Regions from separate parts of the Mus musculus genome. Here region 2 is linked to region 1. Evidence: chromatin loops called from intact Hi-C (ENCODE). Cell type or tissue: gastrocnemius. All regions are shown on one strand. Each heading gives the region's core, and the rest is flanking DNA. Links, peaks and the distances in the headings are about the cores only.

Region 1 (8,266 bases), core at 1-8,000:
ATTTTATATTTGACAATTTAGGTTTTGTGCCCCCTCCCTTTGAGATGCTGAGGATTGAACCTAAGACCTTATACATTCTAGGCAAGTTCTCTACCACTGAGCCATGCCCTCAGCCCTACATTTATATATTGAACTGATTTTCAGTTTACATCAGAATTGCTGAGATGGAATTTATAGACTCTCATCCACTTGTCTACTATAAACATCAAAAAACAATTGGCCTAGTGGCAGACTCTTAATCCCATTATTCAGAAGGTAGAGGTAGGGGGATCTCAGAGAGTTTGAGGCCATCCTGTTCTATGTAACAGGTTCCAGACCAGCCAGGGCTACATAATAAGACCTTGTCTTAAAAATATATATGTATATGTGTATATACACATACATACATACATACATACATACATACATACATACATACATACATACATGGGCTGGGGATAAAGAGAAGGCTCAGTAATTAGAGCACTGGGCCTTCCAGGGTACCCAAGTTCAGTTTTCAGTATCTATATGATGGCTTACAACTATCTATAACTCAGTTCCTAGGGATCTAAGCCCTTTCTTGGCTTCTGTAGGCACTGTGCCAATGTAGAACACAGACACAGTCAAAACACTCATAAACATAAAATAAAAATGAAGGGAAAGATAAAACAGACATTATTGTGGTGCAGTGCCCCTGACTGTACAGGAATACATGCAGTTTTACAGAGACCTGCTCTCTCATATCTTCACTAAATCTAGAAAGTTACAGATTGTACTAGTTGTTTTGTTTTTAAGTCACTATTGAGGTTGAAGTTCTGTAGCAACTACCTCAGAGAGGGCTAGCTCCTCCATAGCTCTATTCAGGTCTGTGTGACAAAGTTGTTATGTCAAGCATGAGTGCCAAACAGGCTTTACACTTCTTTCCCCACAGTATTTCCATCAGGCTGGAAAGCATATGAAGTGTAAAGGATAATTTTGGTATTAAGATTCGTATCTGGGCCTGGTGTGTGTCTATAATCCCAGCACATGGACGGTAGAGGCAGAAATGTCAAATCATCTTTAGCAACAGAACAAGTTCAAGCTAGCTATGGCTACAAGAGACCTGTCTCAATAAACAAACAAACAGACAAATAAATGGAGTCTTTTATGACTTCCCTTGTTACATCAATCTTTGATTGTGCTGTAGGTGTTAGATGCAGTGTCTCATGGCTACGTTGTTACAGACAAATGATACTTGTTTGAAGGCTTGGTCATTTATTGATCTGCATGGAAATTGTGAATACTGTATGTAGGACTAAGGAAGCAGCCAGTGGACACATGGATAGGCTAATCTGTGACATGTCAGGAACCAACCACAACAAAAGGAAGGCATCCATTGGTGTGCTGCTTGTCTGCTCTGCAGTTGCTGCCTAGCCTATTTTCCTATGTGAAGAGACCAGAGCACCTCTGCTGTGCATTATACCACCACATTGGAGATGCGCTCAGGAGCTTATATGCTGAACTCGATGGCTCATAAGAGCACTGGCTGAGTGGTGCCTTAGTTCCAGTACTCAAGAGCCAAAGGCTGGTGGGTCTCTGAGTTCAAGGTCAGCCTGGTCTACAGAGTGAGTTCCAGGATAGCTAGGGCTAAACAGAGAAACCTTGTCTCTGGGAGTAGGGTGGGGGAGCATTGTCTGCTTGTCTGGATAATCCCGGTTTGATTTCCAACACCTAAATTGTGGTTCACAACCATCTGTTACTCCAGTTCCAGGGGATCTGACACCCTGTTCTGGGCTATTTGAACACTGCATGCAAGTGGTGTACAGACGTACATGCAGGCAAAACACAATAAACATAAAATTGAAATATAGGTTTAAGCCGGGCATGGTGGCACACGCCTTTAGTCCCAGCACTCGGGAGGCAGAGGCGGCAGGCGGATTTCTGAGTTCGAGGCCAGCCTGGTCTACAAAGTGAGTTCCAGGACAGCCAGGGCTATACAGAGAAACCCTGTCTCAAAACAACAACAACAACAAACAAAGAAGAAAGATTTAAAAAAAGTTTGTAAGCTGAAGGCCTAAGGAGAAGTTCCAAAGCATAATTTTGCCTTTTAAACCTTGTAGTTATGGATTTTGACAAATGGCCACCAATTAGAGGAGTCACACTGCACTGTCATCTCAGCGCTCAGGAGACTGAGGCAGGAAGATTGCAAGCATGGGGCTGGTCTGACCTAACAGGGAGTTTTAGGCTGGCCTAGCTTACATAAAGACCTTATCTTTTAAAAAAGAAATAGGGGGCTGGAGAGATGGCTCAGTGGTTAAGAGCACTGACTCCTCTTCCAGAGGTCCTGAGTTCAATTCCCAGCAACCACATGGTGGCTCACAACCATCTGTAATGAGACCTGACGCCCTCTTCTGGTGTGTCTGAAGACAGTACAGTGTACTACACTGTATACTAAATAAATAAATCTTTAAAAAAAAAAAGAAACAGAAAACAATGTGGTCCCCAGCTGACCATCGGAGTGTCTGGATGAGTAGCCAGCATACTCGTGCTTACAAAGCAAAAGTGTGGACTTGCAGCAATATACAACTTTGTGATGTGAAAATAAGTGATTTGGTTAGTGTTAGTATGTTTCCTAAATAAAGTTAGTATCTGTTGAAGAGGTATCTTTGTACATCTGTGTCATGAGAGTACAGGGTGGGAGGCTCGTCACACCTTTCTCGCAGGATATACTGTTTACCTCTTGAGAAGGAATAGACCAAGGATCGATCAAGTAGAGCTAAAGCGACGAGGCTGCACAGAGGCAAGTATAGCCTCTGCTGGATTTGCACTGCCAGCCACAGCTTCCTGACCTTGCTTTTCTGCCTTTTGGTCCTCACAACTCGTCATTTGGAGTAAATGGAGAAGGACCACTGTCAGGAATCGTCATCACATATCTCCAGTCATCTTGGTTCCTGTGAAACAAAACTCAGTATCAAAAGGCAAACTCCCATCTCTCATGCAAAAGGAGACTGTTTTACTCGGACATTTGTATAAGTTAATAGTGACATCTTTCCTAATGCCTTGTATACCTCTTTAAATACTGTTTTACTTTCTTGCTTGAAACAGAGTGTCCTAGAGTACCCAGGCTGTCCTTTAACTCACTCTGTAGCCCAGACAGACCTTGAACCAATAGCCCATCCAAGTAGGGGAGATTATAGGCCTATACAACCAGGCCTAGCAGAACATTTTCCTTTGAACTCTACACAAATGCCAACTACCCTGCCTGGTTCCTCCCTGTAAGACTTGTGGGCTCTGTACCTGCAACTCCTCTGGGACCCCACTTGCTTCTCCATGAAACAGCGGCAGCCAACTTCTCTAGTTCTCATCCCCAGATTGGCCACAAGGGTAAATATGGCCTGTGGTCTGCTCCTTTGCTGTCTCCTAGTACAAGGGCTTTGCTGTGTTGCAGGTTACTTCAGAGGATGCTGGGAGGCCTAACCCAGTTTGTGAAGTGCTTGTCTACTAGGCCAGCAGAGACTTGACCCTAGGACTACACTAGCATTGCTCCAGTGAGCACTGGTTTTCTGCAGTTCTTCACAGGAATCCAGAACCGCTGTTTGTAGGCTGTTTACTACTGCTCAAACACCTTCTGGTGGAAGACTGGGCTCTGGTGTAGCTCCTAAAACACTGCTGCTTTCCTGCCCTCCACCCTCCGGGGCACGAGTGCTGGACATTGCAGAATAAACAGCTGCTGCACTGCTGGTTTGGTACAGGGCATCTCCAAGGTTTGTCCTGCACTGCCAGCATTCCCTAAACTTGCTCTTTCCTCTTACTGTCAGTGCTCAGGACCATCCTGTGACTGGCACTGAGTCATGGACAAACACAAGGAGCACACCTGTGAGCTCAGGACTTGGGAGTTAAGAGGCCAGAGGATCAGGAGTTCAAGGCCAGCCTAGGCTACATTAAGCCTCCCACACATGTACACAAAGAAGAAAACTGGGTTGCATCTTTTTCCTGTTTTAAACATTTTCATCTTTTTTTCTTTTCTTTTTTGTTTTTCAAGACAGGGTTTCTTTGTATAGCCCTGGCTGTCCTGAACTCACTCTGTTGACCAGGCTGGCCTTGAACTCAGGGATCCATCTGTCTTTACTACCATGCATGGAATTAAAGGCATGCGCCACCACACCCTGCAACCTTTTCATCTTTTAAGACTTAATTTAGGGATCAGCTTTTTCTGGGTCCTCATGACGGAGCCCCAGATCCTCCTTCTGGGCACACATCCCTTTATCTAGCAAACCCATTTCTGGCTTCCTTTGGGAGATTTGTCCAGGGTCGCGTGTGCTCCCACAACAGGCTCCCAGCTCAGCATTGCTTTCCTGATAGTGTGTTCCCACTACCAAGTGGAGAAACATAGGGTCAAAGACAGATTGGGGTTTATTCAACACCTGACAACCAGCTTCCAGAGCCAAGGTTACAGTAAACTAATCTCCTATGCCCCCTAGTGGCAGAGCTGCCTCACTGCCTGCCTGTTTATCTTCAGCGTTAAGAACCAATCACTCTTGCACTCTTGAAGTTTGGAATTTTTGCTAGAAGGAAGGGTTTCTCTGTCTCTAGAACCATTGCCTTGTAAATATGTATCTAGTGTCTCTCTTGTGGTCTGATACATAGAAACAGTGTAGATTTGCAAACCATGTGATATTCAAACTTATCGAGGAGCCCAAGCAGAGCAAGACAGATTCTGTGTTTATTGGACTTTATTAGTTTTTATTTTATTTTAGACAAGGTCTCCATATGTAGCTTTGGCTCTCCTGGAACTTGCAATGTAGACCAGGCTGACCTTGAACTCCTAGAGATCCTTTTACTTCTGAGTCCTGAGTGCTAAGGCTAAAGAGTGTGCCACCACGAGCAGCAGGGGTTTTTATTTCTGTGGGTGATCACCTGCACATATGCCCGTGTGCCATGGGACCAGAGGATGGCGTTAGACTCCCTATAACAAGTTACAAGACAGCCATGAGCTGTCATATGGATACTGGGACTAAAACCCAGGTCTTCTTCAAGGGCAGCAAGTGCTCTTAACCGTTGAGCCTTCTCTCCAGCCCTCCCTGTTGTTATTTCTTTGATCCGTAGTCTATAGGTATTTATTTCTGGTGCTAAGAATTAAATCCAGGACCCTATGCACGCTGCTAAACACACACTCTACAGTGCCACCCTTATGTCTGTATAGCCCAGGCTAGCCTCAAGATTTCCCATCCTGTTCAGCCTCTTAAACACTGGGATTACAGATGTCCACTGCCATACATGGCTCAACTAGTTTTTAGTTTAATTTTTTTTTTTTTTAAAGAACAAGCTGCCGCCGGGCAGTGGTGGTGCATGCCTTTAATCCCAGCACTTGGGAGGCAGAGGCAGGTGGATTTCTGAGTTCGAGGCCAGCCTGGTCTACAAAGTGAGTTCCAGGACAGCCAGGGCTACACAGAGAAACCCTGTCTTGAAAAACCAAAAAAAAAAAAAGAACAAGCTGCCTTTGATCATGTTCCATTTTTCAGAATAGTACCGTTACCTATGCTATTTAATGTTTCCACCAGCCATGTCTGGGCCACACGTGGTTCTATCTCACCCAGGTTCCTCTCTCTCCACCCCCATGCCTTTGTGGTGGGTTGGAAGGAGGCTGCTGCAGGGCTTTTCCTGGGTCACACGGTTCTTGATGTTCCTGTAAAGGCTACTGCTTCTCCCTCCCTGTCTACTTCCCTTCCCCCTCCCCTTGTTCCTCCCATTTTTTCTCTTTTCTTTTGTCTCACCCCCTTTTTTTTTGTTGTTGTTGTTTGGAGACAGTACAATGTAGCCCAGGTTGGCCTCGAACTTAACAGTCTTTCTGCCTCAGAGCCCATGGTGCTGAGGTGACAGCTGTGTACTCTCAAGCCTGGTCTTTCCTTCTTGGGAATAGCTTCCCTGGTCTTTCCAGTTTACGGCTGTTTGGGATGTTAAGAAGTGTCTGAACTTCTCTGCCTCCTCTCTAGGACCTTTGGAAAGTGCCATCGGCTGTTTAAGGAGCCCAGCTTCCATCTCTGTCCCTTTCCTTATGGGTCTCTGATGTGCATTTCCAAGCCCCTCCCTCTCTGTGTCTGGAAATCCCCACTGACAGTGACAGGCCAGAACTCATGACCTATGATTTCATGCCAAGGGGGAAGTAACAGTAAAGGAGAAGGCAGGGATGCACTCTTGTGGTTTCTTTCCTAGAGTCCACTCAGAGTAGAGGCCCTGCACAGTGCCTGGAAGATCTGGGTGGGAGGTTTGAAATGGAACGAAGTGAGAGATGGTGGCTCACCTGGTAGTTCAGCCACTAGCGCGGGCCCTAGACCAGAATTGTAATTCCTTCATTTGTTAGCTGGTGACTGGAGGAAGGCTCTTAGTCTTCCTAGGTTTGTCTCACTAACCAGTGACTAAGAGTAGGCATGACAATAACCTCAAATGCCTCAGCATAGGCCCTGACATATAGTTAGGTGCTTAGCTCTGTTACTAGGGTGGCCAGATCTGGGCACCCTACTGGATGTCTGAAAAAAAAAAAAAGTCACAACAACCTTCGATGCAAGGGCCAGAGGGGGACACTTAGGGGAGGGAGAGGAGAAACATGGGGGATGTCAGGAGGACTTCCTGTGGGAAAATGGGTTCTGAGTAGTAAGTAAGGAGACCTGGGAACTGGTGCTGGAGGATAGCAGACAGCAAAGGGAAGCGCACCAAGAAGGACCTACCTAGCACATGATTAAGCAGCAAAGAATTGTGGGATATTAAGTGCTGAATAGAAAACAAACCAAGGGCCGGGCATGGTAATCCCAGCACTTGGGAGGCAGAGGCAGGCGGATTTCTGAGTTCCAGGCGAGCCTGGTCTACACACAGAAACCCTGTCTCGAAAAACCAAAAACCAAAACCACCACCACCACCACCAACAACAACAACAAAAAACCCATGGGGACTAAAGCAAGGTTCTGTGGTTAAGAACACTCACTGCTCTTGTAGAGGACTTCTGTCCAATTCCCAGCACCTACCTGGCATCTCACAGGCATTACTAACTCTAGCTCTAGGGGATCTGACGAGCTCTTCTGACTTCTTCAGGCTCTAGGCACACAGGAGAAAGAGAGGGGGAGAGGGAGGAAGCACTGGAGATAGCAGTACCGAGGCCCTGTGTGCTGGCTTAGAAAGGAAGTGTGACCTTGGCAAGGGCAAGGAGTTGGAGAGAGACAGGGTGAAGGCGTGGGGGCAAGAGTGAAGATTCCTCTTTTCAAAAGTCAGAATGGAGCAAGAGAGGGTGGAGGAAGGGCTAAAGCTGCTCTCAGTAACGTCCTCTCTGAAACAAGACAAAGGCTCTTCTACGGGCCAGTTTAAAGGGTGGTAGACTGGATTCAGCCAAGGTGGGAAGGGGACACAGGGAGTTTTCTGCTGTGAAATGTAGGACTGAGAAGGTAGCAGGATGGGAAGGTGTCTCTATTGCCTGCATGGAGAAGTTGAGGTATTAGCATTGAGACCACTTGGAGAACCCACTGGTCTTAGAATGTGACCTTGAGTTTCAAGGGAGGTCTAGGCTAGGTCGTGGCTGCTCAGGAGGGAAGGGTAAAGGAAACTAGGCAGCCTGAGTTGATAGGTAGAAGGAAGGCAGGCAGCTGGGGTGCGTAAGCTGCTACAAGGGTATCTGGAGGGCAGAGGTAGCCTTAGCCACTCCATTGCTGGGGAAACCAGTCCTCCATCAGTGGTCTAGAAAGGAGGCCTGGCACAGGTAGGCCTTGCATGGGTGCTAGAAGGGCAATCAGGTCTTTCTGAGACTTTCAGAAATCTGGGTTACCTTTCACAGGTGTCAATGCTGAAAGCCCATCAAGCAGGGTGCTTTTAACCCCCTGCACTCAAGAGGCAGACAAGACGGAACTGGTCTACATGGCAAATTCCAGCTTAACCAGAACTTCACAGTGAAACCCCGTTTCAAAAATAAAGTAGAAAAATAAATAGAAAAACAGCCATGCCTACGTCTTTGTGGGCAGACAGCTATACAAGAGGGGGTCAGGTGAGGGACCCACAACCACCACCGGAATTAAAGGGAATACGGTGGGCCTGAATCTGCAGGAGCCTAGGTATGGAAGAAGGTGACTACAGAACACCTAGGGCTGTTGCACTTTAAAGCCCGGAGAGGTGGGGCGTGGTATTCCTGGGGGTTGGCGGAGACAGCGAAGCCCAACACGAGGGATTTCTTCTGTTATAAGTTCTGTAGTGCTGCTAGATGTCACTACTTTAACCTGAGTCTTATGCAGCAGGAGTGCCTGAGGTCCGTGAGCAGTGAACACAGGGA
Region 2 (16,986 bases), core at 3,989-11,988, 48 kb before region 1:
TTATTTATTAATTATATGTGTGTACACTGTAGCTGTCTTCAGACACTCCAGAAGAGGGCATCAGATTTTTTGTTACGGATGTTTGTGAGCCACCATGTGGTTGCCGGGATTTGAACTCAGAACCTTTGGAAGAGCAGTCGGTGTTCTCAACCGCTGAGCCATCTCACCAGCCCCCTGGGTTGGCATTTTAAAGTCCCAGAGCTAGAAATAGTCCCATGGACTTATTTCTGTGTCCACGTAGAACCTGTCTTCTTGAGGAAGAGGAAGCCAGCCGTCAAGGTGTCCCCACTACCAGTCTCCTGTGCCCACCCATCTCTGCTTTGGTGATTTGCCCACCATCTGTGCTTCAGACTCTATGTGGGCTGTGTTTGCTCACCTCACAGGACCTTTTCTGGGTACTTAGAAAAAGGCCAGAATAGGAAAAACCAGTTTTCTCTAATGGACTCTCACAGGGTATACAAGCCACACTTAACCTTAGCCTGTACCCAACAGCGGATACCAACACAAATGAACTTCGTATTTTTATATGTGTTTTTTTGTTTGTTTGTTTTTGTCTCATAGCTTAGGGCAATTTTTGTCTTAGGGGTCTTTGTGTATATTATGGTTCCTGAGTTTGTGTCTTTATGGTGTATGTGTGTGTGTGTGTGTCTATGTGTGTGTTACACAGTTTTTAAAATTCTGGTTTGCTTGCTTTTTTAGTATGCCTTTTTGTTTCATAAAGAGAAAGAAAGCTAGGAGTTGAATGGGTGGGAAGTGGGAAGGAGATGGGGAGGGGAAACCATGGTCAGAATGTACTGTATGGGTTTTTAAAAAGAAAGAAACAGACAAGAATAATTCAGTCCCGATAGCTTGTCAGGCAGGGATGGACCATAGAAAGAAGAGTTGGGGTGGGTAGAGCTGGAGGGACGGCTCTGTTGGTCAGAGCACTGGACGCTCTTCCACGAGACCTGGGCTCAGTTCCTAGCATCCGCATGGAGGCTCCGAACCACCTGTAACTCAGTTCCACAGGTTCCCGTGCCATCTCCTGGCCTCCGTGGGCCCCAGTACTTGTGGTGCAGATGTACCTGCAGGCAAACACCCATACACATGATACAAAAATAAATAAACTTTTGTAAAGAAAGAAACCGGGTGGGGAGGGTGGGTGGGGATGTGGAAGTGGTACGTACCTGTGTCCCAGGTTGGGGACATTGGTACAGGGCTGGTGTAGACAGGTACTGGGCTGCTGGCTCTAAAGGGAGTATCTTGGACACTGGGCTGGCTGCCTCTGCCTTCTCTCAGCTTGGCTTGCAGTTTGGTTCCTCCCATTTCTTGCTTCCTTCCCTGGGGTCCTTCCTCCTCCCCGCGGCACTGGCTGGCTGGTTCTCTGTCCTCATGGCCTCCTCCCTGAGGAGCCAGGTAGTTCTGGCATCTTTCACTGCCTGGACCCTCCCCTCAGAAAGTTAACCACTCCCAGTATTCACAGCTACTCCGGGGCTCCTGGGCCCAGCCCAGCCCACCTCGCTTGTACTTCTGAGCTGCTGCTCTCCCACGGTGTTCCTCCCAGAGGTAGTGCTGGGTGCTCCTCCTTCGTCTGTACGACCTGCTGATGGCTGGGTCCAGTGTCCTTTCCCTGCACTTGGTCACCTGCCTTGAGAGCTGGCCTCTGTGGAGACTGTGCTAATACCATGAGGCTGCCTCTCTATAGCACGTCCTTTCCGTTCAGCCCAGAGCCTCCTCTTGGCTTCCAGGGTAAAGTCTGAGCTCTAGAATAATCCACCAGCATCTTCTCTGCCCTCCTGCCTCCCCACTGGGCTCCAGTGATGAGGACCTGTCAGTATTATTATGCTTTTGCTACCCAGTTTCCTCCTGTGGTGCCCAGACCATGCTGAGGAAGCAAGGTGACTGTCATAGGCTCGGTGTCTTCGCCCTCCACCTTTACTTCCACTGATTGTGACCTGATGTTTATCTGCAAAGAAGGAGGAGTGTGTGTATATGTGTGTGTGTGTGAGAGAGAGAGAGGGAGAGAGAAAGAGAGAGAAATTTTTGGTGGGTTTTGTGTGTGTGTGTGTGTGTGTGTGTGTGTGTGTGTGTGTGTGTGTGTGTATTTTTTCTGGTTCTAGGGATAGACCTCAGGGTTTTATGTATGTTAAATATACTCTACCCACTCTGATCGTTTAAGTTTTATGAGTTGCTGGGCACTGGCGGTGCACGCCTTTAATAAATCCAGCAGGCAGATTCCTCTGAGTTCAAAGCCAGCCAGGTCTACAGAGTGAGTTCCAGGACAGCCAGGGCTATACAGAGAAACCCTGTCTCCAAAAACCAAAGGGGAGGGAAGGAGTTGAAAATCTTAAAAGTTTTTTTTTTTACTATATTCAGATTTGTACAACGAATTTTAGACCATTTCGCCACCCCTCAAAGGAAACCCCATTCTTTAGCCATCACTTAGCAATCTCCCAACTTCTTTGGCCCCAGCATCCATTCATTGCTTCGCATCCGTGGCTTTGCCCACTCTGGACATCTCTGAATGAAGCAGTCATGTAACCTATCAGTCTGTGAATCTGGCTTCTCGATTGAGTATTCCATTTCTGGGTCAAACTGCAATGTTGTGTTGGTGTTTGAATGGACCTTTGTCCGTCTGACCGTTGATAGACACATGAGTGATCTCAGCCTCTGACTGCTCCTATGTGAGATGAACACTCTTGTGCCTGATCTTTGGAAACCAACCCCCTGAGGAAAGCTTGCTGTCCTCTCTGGGAGTCACATGTCAGCTTCTGTGTCCATTTCCAGTTTCCACGATGATGCACCCAAAGACTACAGACAAGTCTCTCTGACGGCCGTGAAGCAGAGGTTCGAGGATAAGTGCTATGAGGAAATCAGCCGGGAAGAGGTACAGCCCCGCTTTGTCACTTAGGCTCCTGGTATGGGTGCCTGGATGGCTCTGTGGTGCTTCACTCTGTCCTCCCTACAGGTGCTGAGCTATGCTGACTTGTGCAGTACAATAGGAGTAAAACAGGAAAGCCCAGAGCCCCCATCTTTCCCTAGCTCAGGGGAGATCCACACCTTCCTCAGCTCGCCCTCCGGGAGGAGGAGCAAACGGTGAGTCTACTCTGTCTGCAGCCACGCCATGGCTCGCTCCCTCACAGATGGTAGCTCTCAGTTTCCTTCTTGACACAGCAACCAAGAAATAAAAGCTTCCTAAGGCAGTTTGTACAGCAGCTTCCAGATCAACCCAGGGGCTTGGGCTTGGCCGAGGCCTGTTCCCAAGCATCGCCTTTTGTTGTTGTTGTTGTTGTTGTTGTTGTTACTCGAGCCTGTCTGTCTTGTTTTATCTCTGTTACTTTCAGGGAGATGGACCTGAACACAGTAGATCCTGTTCAGATCTCTCCCTTACACCCTTATTCATCATGGTGCCCTCTGCTCCGTGCTGTGGCATAAACCATAGTTGGGTTGTGACTTGAGTAGTATCTTTGTTAGCTGCCTGCCCTGTGTCTGTCCTTATCTCCCAGACCAGCCCTTTGCTATACGTCCTAGAATAGCTCCCTCACCCACTGAGTTGTGGATCCTGTGACACCCAGCCTCCTCCCTTGCTAGCCCTGCCTTGGGAGTCCTCAATGCGCTGTGTGCTCCTGAGCAACCTTCAGTTGGTGCTAGGTGATACCTGACTTATGAGCCATGAGCGTTCTGTGATGGTGGGTCCTTGGCTTCAGTCACCGGTCTTCTGATGTGAGGAGGCAGCAGTGTGGGGTTCACCTCCTTTAAAACCTGCTACAAATATCTGCACTGCATCTTCCTCTCTGTGGAGTGGAGGAGATCTGGGTCCTCCTGAGAAAGCCACAGTTTGCACTGTGCTCTGTATTTGGTCCTCTTGACTTAACTATTGGAGACAGGATTACCCTTGGGGACATCTCAGACAGACATGGGTACCTACTGGAGGTGGATCACTGATCCTCTAAAGGGCCTAATTTCAGTGTTAAACCAGCTCTCCAAAAGGCCCTTCATAGCCCCTTCAGAAGGGGCCTCCAAAGAGACCTCCAGGGTAACATGGGACATCCACACTCCCTCTGAAGACAACAGCAGAAAGGCCTGGTGAGTGTAGCAGGCTCTCCCAGAGGCAGACTGCTCTGTAGTTCTCTAGCCCTGACCCCAGGTAGGCAGGTTTGTTGTTGGCCTTGCCCAAAGACAGACTGCAGTCAGGCCCTGCATTGTCCCTGTCTGGTGTGTCTAGTACCCTGTAGGGTGATGAGTCTGCCAGTTATGAGAAGGACCCAGGGCCCAAAGCTGGCCTATTCTGAAGCCTAACCTTGCCCAGTTCTTCCTCCAGTTGATGCCCTGCCCTGAGGGCTCACATCTGCCCTAGCTTCATGTGTGTTTTCTAGAACACACGGTGAGAGCCAGGGGCATGTGGGCATTGAGGCACACGTAGATAGCATTACGTTGGCTCTCCAGGTGCTGCCATCTGTGGCCAGGGTTTATGGACTCTCCCTACCTTGCAGGAAGCGAGAAAACAGCCTTCAGGAGGACAGAGGCAGCTTTGTCACCACACCCACCGCAGAGCTATCGAATCAGGAGGAGACACTGCTAGGCAGCCTTCTGGACTGGAGCCTGGAGTGCTGCTCTGGCTATGAGGGAGACCAGGAGAGCGAAGGCGAGAAGGAGGGTGATGGTGAGTGCCACTCGTGCTGGGGAAGGGATGTGGCATGCGGGTGACACATGATCTGAGGGCCATCTGGCACTGTACTGAGGAAAGTATCGAACACTCGGGTCAAGGGTTTTCCCCCACCTAACAGGGAGAGAGGATATACCATCCCTATCTGGGTCTTTGTTGGTTGAAGGACCTCACTTAGATCCTGTCGTGTGTGTGTGTGTGTGTGTGTGTGTGTGTGTGTGTGTGTGTGTGTGTGTGTGTGTGTGTGTGTGTGTGTGTGTATGTGTGTACTGCAGGAGGTCCTTTTCCCTGTGTTCTGGCCAGGAACACTGACTTAGGCAAGTTTCACCTGCTTTTCCAATTGCTTGCTTTTGTGTCCACTCAGATAAAGTGAGTTAGGTGACCAGTTTGTCACTTTCTGCCGCCCTGTGAGTTATCAAGGGGAACCTTTCCAGCTTGAGAGAGTCAAACTCACAGACAAGGCTTTTACCTAAGCAATAGCCTGGGCCCCACAGTCCTGAGCAGCTGGAGGGTCCCAAGTTCTAATACTTAAGCTATAAACACCCCACATTTTCTCAGTCACAGCTCCCAGCAGACTCCTTGATGTCACTGTGGTCTACCTGAACCCAGAAGAACATTGCTGCCAGGAGTCCAGTGATGAGGAGGCCTGGCCAGAGGACAAGATCCACCCAGCACCAGGCACCCAGGCACCTCCAGCCTCAGCTCCCAGGCCCCTTCTCTGCAATCGGGGAGATCGGGCCAAGGACATTACGACCTCAGGATACTCCTCTGTTAGCAGCTCGAGTCCCATAAGCTCCCTGGATGGTGGCATGGGGGGCTCTCCGCAATCTACCTCAGTGCTCTCTGTGGGCAGCCACTCAAGCACAAAGCCTTGCCACCATCAGGCCAAGAAGTCATGTTTACAGTGTCGTCCCCCAAACTCCCCAGAGAGCGGTGTTCACCAGCAGCCTGTAAAGCGCCAAAACCTGTCTGTACACAGTGACAAGGACATGCACCTGGCTTCCTGAAGCTCGGAGTGTGTTAGCCTTCACTATGGTGAATGTTTACTGAGGGAGGGCTGCTGTTTCTCTAGGACACTGCCTATGGGTACTGTGTAGATCCTTAGGGGAGTTCAGTGCAAGCTGTCAGGACACTGAGCTCAGTGACCAGCTCAGCCTCTACGTGTTGGACAGCAGCCACCCAGCTGTCATGCGCACCTGTGAAACCCATCCCTGTCTACCCTTCTGTGTCCTGTTGTCTCCGGGAGCATGAGCCTCTGTGTTGGCATTCACTTTCTGAGGCCAGGAGCTGACAGCCTCCTTGGAATACTAGCGGCCCAGGTGGCCTAACACAGTTCAAACCCTTGCTGGCAAGTCTTGTTTTAGACCAGTGGGGAGCTCTCAAGTGAAGACAGCACTCTCCTCCCACACCCCTTCAGCCTAGGGAGCCTGTGTCCCTGCATATCAGTGTTGACTGTAGCCTAATGGTGTGTGAGGCCCTTAAAGCTGGAGTTGCAGGCATCCCTGTCCCTCCCAAAGTGGTTTGTCTGTGTCCCATTGTATCCATGTGACCGTATCTCTGCACTGAATTTCAAGGCCATTCTTTGCCTGTCTTTATTTCTACATTTCTTCTAATGGGGAACAAAAGGAAGCATTTGAAATAGAGGGTATTGAATAAAAAGATAACAGATCCCCAATATTACTGTGCTTCAACTGAAAAAAGAAAAAATCTAGTCCTGCACAGTGCCTCTCCCGACTGTCCCGGCAGGCAGAAGGACTGCAAGAGGACCCGAAGCTCCAAGTCAACGGGGCCTGGGTCATCTGACCTCAGAACCGGAAACTCCTACTCCCACCCCTTGGTTCTAGCCATATGTTCTTTCCTTGTGAAAAACGAATCTTTCTAGAGGATCACCATAAACAATCACTTGTAATCCCCAAGGCCACAAAGATGCAGGAGAGCGAGAAGTCAGAAGAGTTGCTGGGTTTGTGGCTGGATTCCGTGGGGAGAAACCAGCAGGGTCTGGTCCCTTTGAGCATGTCAGCGAATGCTTTGCCTTGTGATTTATGAGGCAGCTGTCCTCAACACCTGGGGTGTCTGCTGAAGCCTGCGCAGATATGCTGACCCCTGAAGAAAGTACCAGGAGTGCCCCAGATACCCTTGAACAAGTACAAACCCATTAGCTCTCTGTTTTCTGTTCCATCCCTATGGCAGCTCTTTTTTACTACTGTTAGCAGCATTCTGACCACCCTGCCGAGGCATTTTGGTTGTTGTCCTACACCTCTGAGTGTTAACCTGGGATGCGTCAGCCTCCTCCCATGAGAGGGGACAGTAATGCCTACCTCACAGGAATGCCGTGAGGATTAAATGCATGAGTGGTAATTATCCCTTTCCTCCCATCTTGTTCATGGTTCCCGAATGGCTCCCTGTAAGAGTACTTGTTACCTGTGGAGAGGACCTGGGTTTGCTTCCTAGCACCCACATGATGGTTCAGAGTCACCTTAAATTCCAGTTGGAAGGTATCTCACCTCTGTGGCCACCAGGTCTACATGTGGCATACAAATATATAGATTCACACACACAAGAAGATCTCAGCCCACTTCCAGCCTGCACCGGTAGGAAACAATTACTCTAGGCACACACCTGGGTCCCTCTGACTTCTATGAAGTCTTAGTCTCCACAGGTCTTAAGTTTCCCTGGGCTACTGGAGGCCCAGTGTAAGTAGGGGTGCCCATCTTCTATCCCAAATATGACAGTGGAACTGCCTAGATCTCAGCCCCTTTCCCACTTGACACTGGGCTAACTTTCTTGCTCTTTTTGTACAGAAACAACCAGGGTTACCTTACTTCTTGGGCTCTAGAACTAATAATTTATATCACCAGTACTGCTGAGCACTGTTCCCTGTCCTCATTTCTTTCAGCAGCCAAGCACATTTTTCACCGTAGAAACAAATGGAAAAGCTGTGTCTAGTGGCAGGCTTCTAAGAGGTGGGAGAAGGAGGCTGCAGAGGCAGCTCATTGGTTTGTAGCATTTGCTGCTTGACCAGAGGACCTGAATTCAGATCCACAAACCCACTCAACCATCTATAACTCCAATTTCAGAAGATCCAGTTCCCTCTTCAGGCCTCCTTGGGCACTAGGCATGCAAGTTGTACGTTGACATACAAGTTTTTTAATTAGGAAATAATTGGGCCGGGCAGTGGTGGCACACACCTTTAATCCCAGCACTTGGGAGGCAGAGGCAGGTGGATCTCAGAGTTGGAGGCTAACCTGGTCTACAAAGTGAGTTCCAGGACATCCAGGGCTACACAGAGAAACCCTGTCTCGAAAAACCAAAAAAGATAAAAGTAAAAAATAATTGAAATGGAGACAGGAAGGTCATGAGTTCAAGGTCATCAGATACATAGTGAATTGAAGGCCAGCTGAGACTACATGAGATTGCACAAACTGACTTGATGGAGAACATAATGTACTGATAATCTATGCCAAACAAGTCAATATTAACCATGTATTGACAAGCTGGCCTAGCTTGGTAGATCTTTGAGGGCAAAGACCATTGCTCTGACCCTTAGCTGCTGTGTTTGCATGTGTCCTATCTACGGCCTCCTGGCCATTCTCTGGGCTTCAGCCTCCCCTCCGCCTATCTATCTACTATCTGACACTCCTCTGTCTCTTGCACAACCTTCCATGACGTAGAGCAGCTTAGCAGACCTATTCTAAGTGCCACATGCTCCAGATTCCCTGGGCTTCATTGTTCACGTCTGGCGCCTGACATTCCTAAGATGTTCCTTGACCCAGTTCTAGCATTGTCTTCTGGCCATATGCTTGATTGCTAAGTCATCCTGGAGTCAGCAAGACCGCTTATCTCTGCTTTCAAAGTAGGTTCGGCAAAACCTGGTTAAGACAAAAAACCAAACTTTAGAGGGTCACGGATGCCCTGTCAGAAGAGCATTATCTGATTAGCCAAATCAGAAGCTATCTTATCTACAGTGGCACTGTCCAGGTTCCAACAGAGCCTTTGCGTCCTCCCGTGGGAGGGGTTAGGGCGGAGTCTGGGATGATGGGTGGAGCTTGAGATGGATTCGCGTTTTGGAGCTGGACTTGCAAGCTGTGCTCAAGATTGGGTAGCCTACCCGGAAGTGGGCGGCCTTCTGCCCGGAAGGCGCGGGACTCCTTGGCGGCGGCAAAAATGCTTGGTGTTAAAGGAAACTACCTACTACCCGCAGACTGCGCTCACCGGTGGGTCTCGTGCAACGGAAGGGAATTGGGCGGACGGGAGCGAGGTTCGGAGGCTCACATAGTACCTGTCCTCAGGCTGGTAGCGGAGCTGCAGGGCGCCTTGGACTCCTGCGCCGATCGGCAGCGGCAGTTGGAGCGGAGCCTGCGCGTTTCCAGGAGGCTGCTGCAGGTCTGGTACGCGGACCCAGGACCTCCTGGCCAGTCCCTCCTCGGACCATCAGGATTATGCAGAGTCCCAGGGCCTAGAAGGCCAAATACAAATGCATGCTTTTAGACTCCGGTTGCCATTGCTATCCTTACCCCTTATCCAGGGTCTGAGGCTGGGAATCTGCTTAGGGATAGAATGTTTGGACCATACCATGGCTGCCCTGTCTTTGCAGGGAACCAGCCAGGACCCCATCTCCAGTTCCAGAAACCAAAGAAGAGGACCCAAGTCCAGGTAAACGTTAGCTGCTTTTTATGGGTGCTGTCCCTGGCCTTTCTCTGGCTTGCTGTCATGGGGGAATCCATCCTGGGACAGTGAGGAGGAATTCTTGCATGGTTCTTGACGTTCATAGCATGTGCACCGAGTTCTCAAGATCTCGAGGAGCTGGAACTTTTGACCCAGGCTCTGGAGAAGGCTGTACGTGTGAGGAAAGGCGTGTCCAATGCTGGACAAAGAGACAGAACCCCCACTCTGACATCTAAGGCAGCCACTTCTGGTGCCGCTGCCGCCTCCCATCCTCGGGCTCCCAGCCGGGGTGGCAGCCGTGTATTGGGTACAAGATCCACCAAGGGTATACAGCGGGCCACAGCCCCTCCCAAGGATTACCCTGAGCACAGACTACGATCAAAGGGTGATAAGACCCATGTAAGAACACAAGACCAAACTACTGGGTATGGACCAGACCTCAGGGACCAACAAATGACCCCGTCATCTGCTCATCACACCACAGAACTCTTCGCATTAAAGGAGAAGGGGTAAGCTTCCCAGACGCTCGTATCCTGACAGGGCATTGAGCTGGTTGAGGAAGCCCCTGGTGCCGACCCGTAAGGGTCATGCACTGAAGCAAACAGGGCAGAACAGGGTTGGGATGGTATCAGGTTTGTCGTTCTGGAGCCTAACCAGCCCATGAGCTCTCTGGACTGGGCGAGCACCCACCCTCCTCCAGAAGCCGTTTTCAAAAAGCTTGTCAGAATTAAGCTGTTAAAGGAGAGGAGGTGAGAAGGTTCGCCCCAATGGGTTCTGAGCCATGAGTAAGAATGACAGTCCTAATGCCGGGCTTGGTGGCCCACGCCTTTAATCCCAGCACTCGGGAGGCAGAGGCAGGCAGATTTCTGAGTTCGGGGCCAGCCTGGTCTACAGAGTGAGTTTCAGGACAGCCAGGGCTACACAGAGAAACCCTGTCTCAGAAAAAAAGCAAAACAAAACAACAATAACAAAAAGAATGACAGCCCTAGAATGTGAGGAGACTGCTCTTAGCATTGGCTTCTCTCTCTCACAGGACTCTCCTGCAGCTACCTGAGGACTTCAGGAAGGCAGTGTCTCGGAATTCCTGGTAAGGCTGAGTGGTGACAGAGACAGGAAAACATTGCAAACATTGGGAAGGGGAGGTCTCTCTGCTTCTGCACTCACTAATCCCTGTGCATGCTGAGGCTTTGAAGTTCCCAGTTAAACCAAGCAACCTTTTGTCTGTTTCCTCCTCCTCCTCCTCCTCCTCCTCCTCTCCCTCCTCCTTCCTCTCTCTCTCTCTCTCTCTCTCTCTCTTTTTTTTTTTTTTTTTGGTTTTTTGAGACAGGGTTTCTCTGTGTAAACCTGGCTGTCCTGGAACTCACTCTGTAGACCAGACTGGCCTCAAACTTAGAAATCCGCCTGCCTCTGCCTCCCAAGGGCTGGCATTAAAGGTGTGCGTCACCACTGCCTGGCACGTCCTTCTTGTTTTAACGTAGCGTGCGTGTGTGTTTGGGTGAGCATGTCACCAGGAGAGGGGAGTCGGGGTGCCTGGATCTGCAGTCACAGTGGTTGTGAGCTGCCCGAGTCCATGCTGGGATCTGAACTCAGGTCCTCTATTAAAGGACCACCGTGTGCTCTTAACTGCTGTCTCCAGCCCCAGTCTTAAGGGCTGAATGTAGACACTTAGTCTACAAATTCCAGACTGTCTTCCTTCTGGAATCACAGTAATGGGCCCTGTTTTATAGAAGTGCTGTGTGGTCAAACAGTGGCTCCTCTCACATGTTTGTACTGTGCCTGGAAAGATCTCTGCTGCCCCCTTGTTTTGGACAATATCTCTAGGTTCTCTGAGGCTTCGGTTGCCTCCTCCTGCCATCTAGCAAAGCCATACACCTAAGGGGATATGCCCCTGCCCATCACTTCCCCTGCCTCTTAAGCTATACTCTGGTTGGTTAAAATAACTTTGTTCCTCTGGTGTGCCTTTGGGCCTGTTTCAGCCTGTGGGCCCAGCTCAACTCTGCACGAACCAACGACTCCACAGATGCCACTAGAGCCGCCAAAACTCAGTTCCTCCACAAACTCCAGATGGCTGTATCCTTACTGTCATGGGGAAACTGGGCGTCCTAGAACAGGCTCTAAGCGGGGCAGGTTTGGGAAAGGACCAGTGTGGCCTGTGATGTGGCAGTGCTGTCTCTCCAAACTCATCTTGGGTGGGAGGGTTGGGTCTGGCCACAGACGGGTTTCCCTAACTAATACACAGTCAGGCTGTTCCAGCCACAGGCCCAGTGCTACAGAGGTGGAGGCGCACGCACGGATCCTGAGGAAGGCCTGTATGCTGCTGAGACTTCGTATGCAAAAGGAACTTGCAATAGGTCAGTGGTCCTGACTGGAACTTGGGTGGAGGGTAGAATGTAAAAGAGGGACAGGCAGGGTTTGGGGACCATCATGGACCCTGCTTGCCCTCCTTCACTTGTGTAGCTCCCACTGACTGGATGCAGGAGTACCGATGCCTGCTCACCCTGGAAGGACTGCAGACCGTTGTAGGACAGTGTCTCCACAGGATACAGGTGCTGCAAGCAGGTGAGGTTTCTAGCCCAGCACTACCTGTGCTGAGGTCTGAATTAGGGTCGAGTAAAGCAAGAAATTATTTTCTGGTGTGTGTGTGTGGGGGGGCTGTTATACCTCTTTTTGTTCATAAATAACTATTGGGAGTTTCTGTCCCATGACTGGTTGTATAGATCCCGAGTAAACGACACAGAAACACTATAATTTTTTTTGTTTGTTTTTTTGAGACAGGGTTTCTCTGTATAACCCTGGCTGTCCTGGAACTCTGTAGACCAGGCTAGCCTCCAACTCAGAAATCCGCCTACCTCTGCCTCCCAAGTGCTGGGATTAAAGGCGTGTGCCACCATGCCCGACTATAATTTATTTTATTTACATATAAAATATATACACACACACACACACACACATATATATATATATATATATGTAAGCTATAGGCACTACGCTGAGAGGTTGTTTCGAACTTTTCTAATTCTTCCGTCTGTTAAAACCACACAAATGTCAGTCACATGCCAATCTTGTCTCCATGGATGCCTCTGCTCTGTCAGCCTGTCCTCAGGGTTCTCCTGGTCCATCCCTCTCTGTTCTCTTCCTCCTTCCCCTCCCCCTCTCCCTGCCCCATTACTCACTCACTCACTTTCCAGCCCCGCCCCCTCCTTCTCTTCTGTCCAATCAGAAGCCCCAGCCATTTACTGACCAATCATGAACTAATAGGGAGCATTCTTCACGATACATTGGTTAATACAGCACCCCACTATTAAGTTACAGTGTGGTCTGGGACTTAGTATTCATCTTCTGAATATATAATGCACAAGCTGAACCTCTGGCGCTTTAACCTGCCTTGCCTGTGACTTTGGAAGGAAGGGCTACCAGCCCAGAGGCTGACAAACCCATTACACTATGCATACTACGGGCTGCTACACACTAGGGTGGGGCTTTTGTTACTCTGTTTGTTTTGGTTTGTTTTTTTGAGACAGGGTTTCTTTGTGTAGTCCTGGCTGTCCTGGAACTCGCTCTGTAGACCAGGATAGCCTTGACCTCTGAGCTGCCTGCCTCTGCCTCCGAAGCCCTGGCATTCAAGGTGTGCGCTACCGCCTGACTTATTCTAGGTTGTTTTAAAAGCTCAGCTTTGTATCCTTTAGAACCAAGCATACAACTGACAGTAGGGAAGGGGAAAGCTAAGTACTGGCCTATAAGAAGAGAGACCTTGGTGATGGCTGTCACCCCATGAGACTACAGATGTCTCTTCTCATAGCTGTGACAGAGCAACTTCCAGGAGAATGCCTTGCAGAGACGCGCACTCAGGCCTCGTCCGTTTGCGGAGGAGAGGTGGACTCTGCCTGCAGCCCTGAGCTCCTTCTCTATGCTAGCACCGAGGAGCTGCAGACCTTGGCCACCTTGAAGCTTCAGGTGGCCTTGCTACACCAGCAGATCCATCTAGAAAAGGTAGGGTTCCTGGGAGCCAGTGACCTTACTGAGGCTGGCACTGACTCCCACCCTACTCCAACCCCAGGGTAAGTCTCGGGAGAAGCAGTAGCTGGGATAGGTTGTGACAGTGAGCCTCTTGGCCTCCATGTGAGCTGGGACATCCTCATGGCCAGGATGTCTAGAATCTGAGGAAGGAAAGAGGGTGGAAGTGTTCTTATCCCAGGCTTGCCCACTGAGGTCTTTTCTCTGTACTGTTCCCCAGGTTCTGATGGCTGAACTCCTCCCTCTGATAAACACCCAGGATCCTGGAGGACCGCCTTGGCTGGCCTTGTGTCGGGCTGCGTACAGTCTGCTCTGTGAGGGAGGCGAACGCTTCCTCACAGTCCTTCGAGATGACCCTGCTGACTAAGCAGTCTGGGCAAACAAGCCTCTGTGGGAGAGCCCCCTCCTCTCTTCTGGACTGTAGTGAACAGGGATTGAGGGAGATTTTCCAGTTTGGGGGAGCTATAACCTCACCGAGAAAGCTGCGTGGCCAGGGTGCTCCCCCTCCCCCCAAGCTCTTCTTAGACTTCTTAGTCAGGCTCAGCTTTCTGCCTTCCTGGGGGAGTCCTTGGCTGCCTCTACTTTCTCTCACTCTAGACCTCCAGACTACCTGTATGACACTAGAACTCCTTTAGGAAGTGTAAGTATTTAAATTATATCATAGCAGGGTTTGGTAAGCAGCTTTTTGGTTTCTTGTTTCTTTCTTTGTGGTTTTAAGAATTGTATCGATTACCTAGGTGGGAGGCAGAGGCTGGTGATTCTGTGAGTTCAAAGCCAGCTTGATCTACAGAGCAAGCCAGGACCACAAAGAGAAACCCTGTCTCAAAAACCAAAATGAAAAGACTTGTATCAATTAAGGGGTTTGGAGTGCCTGCAATCCCACAGGGGAGGCTGAAGGAAGAGTATCCTAAGTTTAAGGCCAGCCTGAACTCTGTTTAAATAAAAAAGGAAGGGGTTTACCAATAAAAATTCAAAAGTATGAGCTGGAGAGATGGCTTGACGGTTAAGAGTACTGACTGCTCTTCCAGGGGTCCTGAGTACAATTCTCAGCAACCACATGGTGGCTCATAACCATCTTTAATGGGATCTGATGCCCTCTTCTGGTGTGTCTGAAGACAGCTACAGTATATTTATATACATAAAATAAATAAACCTTTTTTAAAAATTCAAAAGTACCGGGCAGTGGTGGTGCACGCCTTTAATCCCAGCACTCTGGAGGCAGAGGCAGGCGGGTTTCTGAGTTCGAGGCCAGCCTGGTCTACAGAGTGAGTTCCAAGACAGCCAAGGCTATACAGAGAAACCCTGTCTTGAAAAACAAAACAACAACAAAAAGTATAACATTGTCTCTTCTGCATAGGGGAAGGTGAAAATCATTAACATTTGTCCCCTGGCACCCCTGAAAGCCATAAGCCACATCAGAATAGGCTTGCCCCTCCCTGCCCATGATCATTTTTTCACGTGCCCATACCTCCACTCCATCCCCATTGTCACCTAGGACCAGCCTGTGAGGGTCTCTGCTTCATGCTGAGTACCCCTCACTTATGGCACTGTCCCCTCCTAGGCTTCATCTGTATGAAAGGAATTGTAACTTCCCTAGGAGAATAAAGGGCAGGGGGCAGGGCTGTAGCCTCTGCAGCAATTATGGATTGCTTCCTGCTTGGGGTTTCCTGCAAGAATCTCAAGTACTCCTAGGCTGTTCCCCAGAGTTGTTTTATTTTGGGGGCTGGAGATAGAGCTCAGTAGTTAAGAGTATCCACGTGACTCAGCTGCTTGTAGACCCAGTTCCAAGGGATCCAATGGCTTCTTCCAGTGTTGCTAGCTAAGCACTGCGCACATAGGATGGACTACATACATGCAGACAGAATACCCATATGTATAAAATAATAGGTTTAAATATGTGAATGTGGGTGCCTATATGGAAATGTGCACCTGGTGTGTGTACCTGATACCTGCAGAAGCCAACCAAGTTACAGTTGGTTTTGAGCTGCCACAAAGATGTTGGGGACAAAACCTGGGTCCTCTACAAGAGCACCAGGTGCTCTTAACTGCTGATCCCTCTTTCCAGCTCCTAGACTTTTTGTTAAAACACTTTAGCTGATCATTATGTCCAACACCTTTAATCCCAGTACTTCAGAAACTGAGGCAGGTCTATCTCAATGGGTTTAAGGCCAACTGGGTCTATATATTAAGACCCTGTCTCAGAAGAATTGTTTTTAATGCAGGTGTATAACACCTCTGTACAGTTTCCCAGAAGCTCCAAAAGAGAGCATCGGCTCCCCCGTAGCTAGAATTAAAGGCTGCAGATGAATGCTGGAAGCAGAATTTGGGGCCTTTTGAAGATTAGCAAGTGTTCTTTTTGTTTGTGTGTTTCTTAGGGTCTTTCTATGTAGCCTTCATTGGCCTGGAACTCAGGTTGGATTCACTGAGACCCAGCTGTCTCTCCCTCCTGAGAACTGGGATTAAAGGTACTGAGATAAAGTACCACTATGCCCCTAAGCAAGCATTCTTTCTTCTTCTTCTTTTTTTTTTTTTTTCTTCCTTTTAATGGTTTTTCGAGACAGGATTTCTCTGTGTAGCCCTGGCTGTCCTGGAACTCACTTTGTAGACCAGGCTGGCCTCGAACTCAGAAATCTGCCTGCCTTTGCCTCCAGAGTGCTGGGATTAAAGGCGTGTGCCACCACGCCCGGCTCTAAGCAAGCATTCTTAGCCACTAAGCCATTTCTTCAGTCCCACGTCCCAGATTTTTGTTTTGTCTTGTTGAGACAGGATCTCACTGTGTAGCTCAGCCTGCTCTCCAACTCCTAGCTCTCCTGTCTGTTTCACAAGAGCTGGGATTTTAGTTTATTTTAAGAGGACTTAGCCATATCCCAAGCATTTCTTCCAGCTGGCTACTAGACTCGTGTTTATACAGCTCTGGAGCCTCACCAAACTGGGGAGAGGACAGGAACCTTTCACAGAGAAAAATAGCCTTTATCACAAGGGACACGAAGTGTGCATGAGAGTAAACCTGGCCTTAGGAGAGCCAGGTGAGGTCTGTAGGTGAAGGGAGTGAAGTAGATAATGGTTAAGAACCTTACTCTGGTTTCCAGCAGAAGGTCCTTCTTGCAAAGAAAAGTCTTTACAAAGGTCAGTCCTGCCGACCAAATTAGTCAAAACAGCCCCAGGTAAGGGCTGGAAGCAAATTAGAGACTGAAGTAGAACATAAAACAAAAAACAAAAAACATGGACTTCTTGGACTGAGAAGTGTCTCCCAGAACAGAACCCAGAACCTTTGAGCCAAGAGAGAAGGCTACTCCACCCTGTCAAGCTAGCTAGCACCCAGCCCTAGCAGAGTGCCCCTGACTAGAACCATCCCTTAGACTAACCAATCAGCCTCCTGCTACCTGGAAAGCTTATGTCCAAGTACTGTGATCTAGAGGAGGCCTTAACCTTACCGACCAATCATTAGCCACCCCAAGATCCCTAGAATTATTCCATTGGTTGGTTCGCTTGCTTGTTCATACTGTCTCAATGTACCAGTGATTGATCCTAAACCTAAGAATGGCAAGGGCATTGTCCACCTCCACCCCCTGACCAAGCTTTGGGAGCTCAGTGGCCCTTGACTACATGACCCTACCTGGTAGTGTCCAGCCGAGTGTTCTAATTGCTCAACACCTGAGAGG

Evidence for each region. A loop is a pair of places that touch in the nucleus more often than their neighbours do. Peaks named below come from ENCODE experiments on the same cell type or tissue, not always from the same donor. Only the 100,000 strongest peaks of a DNase experiment are listed, where the experiment ranks them.
Region 2: it touches region 1 in a loop (2.5-fold over the local background); 3 of 42 quality-filtered maps call a loop at or near these places.

What each region holds. Positions count from the first base shown.
Region 1 is chr17:24,169,786-24,178,051 of GRCm38, reverse strand. Tbc1d24 (TBC1 domain family, member 24) reads left to right here. Exons shown (of 8, transcript NM_173186.4): 8 at 1-2,621. Among named protein-coding and RNA genes, the nearest start is that of Atp6v0c, 4.5 kb to the right of the region's middle. In gastrocnemius, for the core only: a CTCF peak has its summit at 4,449 (motif pointing left); a DNase peak (open chromatin) is centred at 4,430; H3K4me3 peaks cover 426 bases; H3K27ac peaks cover 1,028 bases.
Region 2 is chr17:24,212,564-24,229,549 of GRCm38, reverse strand. Tedc2 (tubulin epsilon and delta complex 2) reads left to right here and starts at 8,699. Exons shown (of 10, transcript NM_028056.2): 1 at 8,699-8,859; 2 at 8,935-9,033; 3 at 9,240-9,298; 4 at 9,417-9,819; 5 at 10,344-10,397; 6 at 11,287-11,380; 7 at 11,550-11,661; 8 at 11,768-11,869; 9 at 13,110-13,300; 10 at 13,545-14,496. The coding sequence starts at 8,810. The coding sequence ends at 13,691. Ccnf (cyclin F) reads left to right here. Exons shown (of 17, transcript NM_007634.4): 14 at 2,767-2,866; 15 at 2,948-3,075; 16 at 4,473-4,642; 17 at 5,204-6,318. The coding sequence ends at 5,652. In gastrocnemius, for the core only: no CTCF peak of the experiment used is centred there; a DNase peak (open chromatin) is centred at 8,717; H3K4me3 peaks cover 1,548 bases; H3K27ac peaks cover 2,693 bases.